2 separate regions of the Homo sapiens genome follow, and region 2 is linked to region 1. Evidence: read pairs that join two places in POLR2A ChIA-PET (ENCODE). Cell type or tissue: PC-3. All regions are shown on one strand. Each heading gives the region's core, and the rest is flanking DNA. Links, peaks and the distances in the headings are about the cores only. Region 1 has its middle 45 kb from the start of THOC2. Region 2 has its middle 140 kb from the start of THOC2.

Region 1 (2,913 bases), core at 159-2,658:
GTGAGCTACCGCACTCGGCTACTTGTTTTTAAAAATGTTGTCTCCCTCCCCAGCTAGATTGTAAACTTCATGAAAACAGGGACATATTCTTGTATGTCCAGCATACAAGAACAAACAGTGCCTTGCACATTATAGGTGACTCATAAATACGATATTAATGAAGAAATTGTGTAACACCTATATAAAGGAGACTAGGCCGGGCGCGGTGGCTCTCGCCTGTAATCCCAGCACTTTGGGAGGCCGAGGCGGGCGGATCATGAGGTCAGGAGATCGAGACCATCCTGGCTAACACGGTGAAACCCCGTCTCTACTAAAAAATACAAAAAAAAAAAAAAAGAAAAAAAAATTAGCCAGACATGATGGCGGGCGCCTGTAGTCCCAGCTACTCGGGAGGCTGAGAGCCAGGAGAATGGCGTGAACCCGGGAGGCATAGCTTGCAGTGAGCCGAGATCACGCCACTGCACTCCAACTCCAGCCTGGGCGACAGAGCAAGACTCTGTCTCAAAAAAAAAAAAAAAAAAAAAAGAGACTAAAATTAATCTAGAGGGACAGCAAAGGATTGAATTTTGCAAAAGTAGTAATTATTCCCAAATTAATTTATATATTTATCACCATTCTGATTTTAAAACTGCACAGTACTTTTTGGATCACAAGGTCAGGAGATCGAGACCATCCTGGCTAACATGGTGAAACCCCCGTCTCTACTAAAAATACAAAAAAAATTAGCTGGGTGTGGTGGTGGGCGCCTGTAGTCCCAGCTACTCGGGAGGCTGAGGCAGGAGAATGGCGTGAACCCGGGAGGCGTAGCTTGCAGTGAGCCGAGATCGCGCCACTGCATTCCAGCCTGGGCGACTGAGCAAGACTCCGTCTCAACCAAAAAAAAAAAAAAAAAAAAAAAAAAAATATATATATATATATATATATATATATGTATATATTACACATAACATTAAAACCAAAGGGAAAAAAACCCAAAAACCAGTTTGTTACTTCACATGGCATTGGGCAGCTGCTGCTAATTTAAGTTGAAAGCTCTATAGCTAGCTAGCTACATGACTGATTCATCAGTTTGAGATTTGTTCTCCTGTCAAAAGTTTAAGTCTGATGGAAGGTTGGCTTCACATTCTGGTGTTTGGACATCCCTTAGCTAGCATATGTCTGGTCAAAAAGATCTTTGTGGGCCGGGCGCGGTGGCTCACGCCTGTAATCCCAGCACTTTGGGAGGCCGAGGCGGGCGGATAACGAGGTGAGGAGATCGAGACCATCTTGGCTAACACGGTGAAACCCCCGTCTCTACTAAAAATACAAAAAAATTAGCCGGGCGTGGTGGCTGGCGTCTGTAGTCCCAGCTACTCGGGAGGCTGAGGCAGCATAATGGCGGGAACCCGGGAGGCAGAGCTTGTAGTGAGCCGAGATCGCGCCACTGCACTCCAGCCTGGGGGACACAGCGAGACTCCGTCTCAAAAAAAAAAAAAAAAAAAAAAAGATATCTGTGGCAAGCCAGATATCCTGTCACCTCACCAAAGGGAAGGTATCCTCTCTAAGCTCTGCCCTCTTGGTTAGGTTGGAGATACCAGGGGATCTTTCTTTTACCACCAAAGGCTCCCTCTAGTGGTACTGCTGCTGTTGCTCTCAGCAGGTGGTGACATTCGCTTAGGGCAGGGAACTGCAGAGAGGGAGCTGAGGAGCTTCTTGCCAGACACAGCCTAGTCGTCTGTGATCTTAGGACTCTGGGCTTGGGTGAAACATCACGTTATTGCTTTGTTTCAGGCTTGATACTACCAGGTGCCTACTCCTTGACCTTTGTTTAAATGAGGTACTTCAAGAATAGACAATTTCACGCGCGTCCGTGTAAAGAGACTACCAAACAGGCTTTGTGTGAGCTGTAAAGAGACTACCAAACAGGCTTTGTGTGAGCAATAAAGCTTTTTAATCACCTGGGGGCAGGCAGGCTGAGTCCGAAAAGAGAGTCAGCGAAGGGAGATAGGGGTGGGGCCGTTTTATAGGATTTGGGTAGGTGGTGGAAAATTACAGTCAAAGGGGGTTGTTCTCTGGCTGGCAGGGGTGGGGGACACAAGGTGCTCAGTGGGGGAGCTTTTGAGCCAGGATGAGCCAGGAGAAGGAATTTCACAAGGTAAGGCCATCAGTTAAGGCAGGAACAGGCCATTTTCACTTCTTTTGTGATTCTTCAGTTGCTTCAGGCCATCTGGATATATACGTGCAGGTCACAGGGGATATGATGGCTTAGCTTGGGCTCAGAGGCCTGACAGACAAAATGACTCTTTTCAGTTTATTGCATGAAGGAGTTACACTAGTCCAAATTAAAAGTAGATCACGGCCAGGCGTGGTGGCTCACGCCTGTAATCCTAGCACTTTGGGAGGCCGAGGAGGGTAGATCACCTGAGGTTAAGAGTTCGAGACCAGCCTGGCCAACATGGTGAAACCTCGTCTCTAGTAAAAATACAAACATTTGCCGGGTGTGGTGGCAGGCGCCTGTAATCCCAGCTACTTGGGAGGCTGAGGCAGGAGAATCGCTTGAACCCAGGAGGCAGAGGTTTCAGTGAGCCGAGATCATGCCACTGCACTCCAGCCTGGGCAACAGAGCAAAAACTCCATCTCAAAAAAAAATAAATAAATAAAAAATTAAAAAATTAGGCGGTTATGGTGGTGCGTGCCTATAGTTCCAGCTACTCGGAAGGCTGAGGCAGGAGGCTTGCTTGAGCCCAGGAGTTCCAGGCTACAGCGAGCTGTGATCACACCACCGCACTCCAGCCTGGGCTACAGAGAGACTTTATCTCTTAACAGCAACAACAACAACAACAAGCAAAGAAAAAAGCAGGTGAGGGGTTTCGAAGCATGACACAAGCCAAGTTTTTTGTTTGTTTGTTCCTTTGTTTGTTTTTGAGATGGGGT
Region 2 (2,913 bases), core at 245-2,744, 190 kb after region 1:
TCCTCTTTATCCCTGGTAATATTCCTTATCCTAAATTCTATTTTGATATTAATATAACCTCTCTAGCTTTCTTTTTCTTGTGTTTGCATAGGATATTTTCTATTCTTTTTCTTTATATTGAAAATGAGTTTCTTGGTTTTTAATCCAATTTGACAATCTCTGCCTTTAGTTTGAAAGTTTACGCCATACATTTAATGTAATTATCAATATGGTTCTGTTTACATTTGATATCCTGGTATTTTCTGTTTGTTGCATCTTCTCTCTTTTTTTTTCTTTTCCTGCCTTCTTTTAAAAGGATTGTGCGTCAGTTTTCTCATTTATAAAATGAGGCTAATAACCATTTCATAAGGTTGTCCTGAGGATTAAATGACATTTATGCAAAGTGCTTAGATGGGGCCTGGCACACATTTTTATGTAGAGCTTGAGAAATATTAGTTTTTAAAAATTAGGGGATGGAGAACTCATTGTGATATCAACTCTTCAAAGGTTTTGGGTTCTAGACCTGGTTATGTACACACATGTAAGGTGCAGGTGGTTGTACAAGTGTGGTTTGAGTGGGCCTCTAAAGGCCTTAGCTCTAAAACATCTACTAGCTAGCTGTGGTATGAGAAATTCTCATAGTTAAGCACTTTACAGAGACTTCTGGAGATTTCCATATTCGTTGAGGTAAGGTATTTTGTGAGGGGGCAATCAGTTCTCACACTAGCACTGAAATATGGATGATTTCTGATGATACCCCATCATGCTCCTATTTCCTATACCTAGGAAAGCCCTGGGAGGTTGGGCAGGTAAATGTACATAGGCAAAAGTCAGTGAAAAGGACAAAGCCTTATCCTGGGAAGGGAGCCACAATGGGTAGCCCAGATGGTTCCTTGAAGGTGAAAGGAGAGGTGGGAAAGTTGCCAAAAAGGACCTAGCCCAGTTGGTTTTACCTTGGGCTGATTTGTGAAGTTAAACTTCTGAGTTTTGTATTTGCTTGGTTTACCTCAGTTTCAGTGTAGGTGAAATGTGTCCCAAATAATATTTTAACTATTCAACTCTTGAATAGTTGACTAGGTCATACTTTACAATTATCTCCAAAACATGAGGTGGCTTGTTTGGAAGTCTAAGCAGTAGTGGCTTTGGAGCAGTCGTGCTTTTCCCTCTTTTTCCTCTTCATTGAGGATTTATTTGGTCCCTCTGAACTCTTCCACATTCATCGAGAATATAAGCTCCATGAGAGCAGGGACTGTGTAATGCCAGCCTCTAACGTAGTACATGGCATATTGTAAGTATTCAATAAATATTTATTGAAAGAATGACCAATTTGTCATTTCCTCCAAATGAATAGAAATCTTTTTGATCAGATAAACATCATTATTACCTGCTTGACTCATTGCCCTCATGGATCTTTAGTTCATCTCACCTGGACCATTAACCTTCTCTAAATTGAGCACCAAACTTACACTGTGGGTTCAATCCTGTCCCTGGGCTGGAGGAGTACGAACAGTGCTACACAAGTGTTTCAGCAGCTCAGGATTAGCTTTGCTGCCGGTACAGCTTCAACTTTGGGTGCAGATTTTGGTTGTAGGATTTTTCTCCTGCCTCTTATGGCTAACTCTACCTGTGCATCCAAGTTCCATAAACAGAGCCCTTGTTCTGTATCTCAGTTTATCTAGAGTTGGTGTCCATGTCTTATACACAGTCCATCATAGCTGAGTCCCTAATGTTGCTCAGCCTACCGTACTCCTCTTCCCCAACACACATTCAGGGTTGTGGTAGCTTTGAGGGGCTTGAGAGAGGTTAAAAGACACTGGGAGAGGAATATTAGCAGAACAGAGGGTGCCACACCTCAGCTTGGCCTTTTGGGAAATTTTTTTCTAAATTGCTCTGTGAAAGGAAGGGAAAGGAGACCTTTTTCCTCTTCTCTCCTGCACTGCAGCCTATTGCTCTTAGGATCCAGAATACAGACTAGTACTAGTGGTCCCATGGTTGAGGTCATAGGCTTCTGGGAGCTGGTCTAAAAACTCTAACCACCCTTTGTTTTTATGGGAAAATATGTTCTAAAACAGTTCACTTACAGATAAATTTTGGAATACAGCTCATTACAGATCGTTATTAAGCTAATCAGACAGGCTTTCCCCACTAGGGAGCCTGAGTAAATGGATTTGCAGGTTGGTCTCTATATCAAAAATGAGTGTCACTCCTTTTCTATAACTCTGGACAAATAGAGATTTTTTTTTTTCTTTTCAAGGTTGGTATAATTATTTTTGACAGAAAATGTGTTGGCTGAAGGAAATACTCTCTTCTATTTTGGTGGTAGAGGTCATTATTCTGGGAAGGATATCAGCTTAGAGCAACTTTTAAAAACATTGGAGTTAGGCTGCATGCAGTGACTCACGCCTTAATCCCAGCACTTGGGGAGGCTGAGGTGGAAGGATCCTTTGAGCCTAGGAATTCAAAACCAGCCTGGGCAACATAGCAAGACCCCATTTCTAAAAAAAATAAAAAAAATTAGACATGGTGGACACATGCCTGTAGTCTCAGCTACTCAGGAGGTAGAGGTGGGAGGATTGCTTGAGCCCAGGAGGTCAAGGCTGCAGTGAGCTATGATTGTGCCACTGTGCTCCAGCCTGGACAACAGAGACACTGTCTCCATTAAAACAAAAGATTGGAGTTTTAATTTTTCAAATACATTTTCTCGTTATAACTAAAATAAGACTAATTGAGTCAATTTACATGACAAATTTTCCCAGGGTCTCTAACCCTTCAGTTCTGTTGGCAGACAGGAAATATTGATGTCTGGTGTCCTAGAAACAAGAATATGCTAACCTTTGAAGAAAGAACATTTTGTGTAATAGAAGACATCAGCCAGAGAGACCTTTCATGTAATCCTTCTCTAATCATTTTAGAATCAGTATATTAAAAGATGGT

What was found. ChIA-PET counts read pairs that join two places held together with the same protein. Peaks named below come from ENCODE experiments on the same cell type or tissue, not always from the same donor. Only the 100,000 strongest peaks of a DNase experiment are listed, where the experiment ranks them.
Region 2: POLR2A ChIA-PET joins it to region 1 with 8 read pairs; 3 of 35 experiments call an interaction of 5 or more read pairs at or near these places.

The regions. Positions count from the first base shown.
Region 1 is chrX:123,776,653-123,779,565 of GRCh38, reverse strand. No RefSeq gene overlaps it. Among named protein-coding and RNA genes, the nearest start is that of THOC2, 45 kb to the right of the region's middle. RefSeq lists an enhancer at 797-1,589. In PC-3, for the core only: a CTCF peak has its summit at 1,629 (motif pointing left); a DNase peak (open chromatin) is centred at 1,635; H3K27ac peaks cover 316 bases.
Region 2 is chrX:123,591,703-123,594,615 of GRCh38, reverse strand. No RefSeq gene overlaps it. Among named protein-coding and RNA genes, the nearest start is that of THOC2, 140 kb to the left of the region's middle. In PC-3, for the core only: no CTCF peak of the experiment used is centred there; no DNase peak of the experiment used is centred there.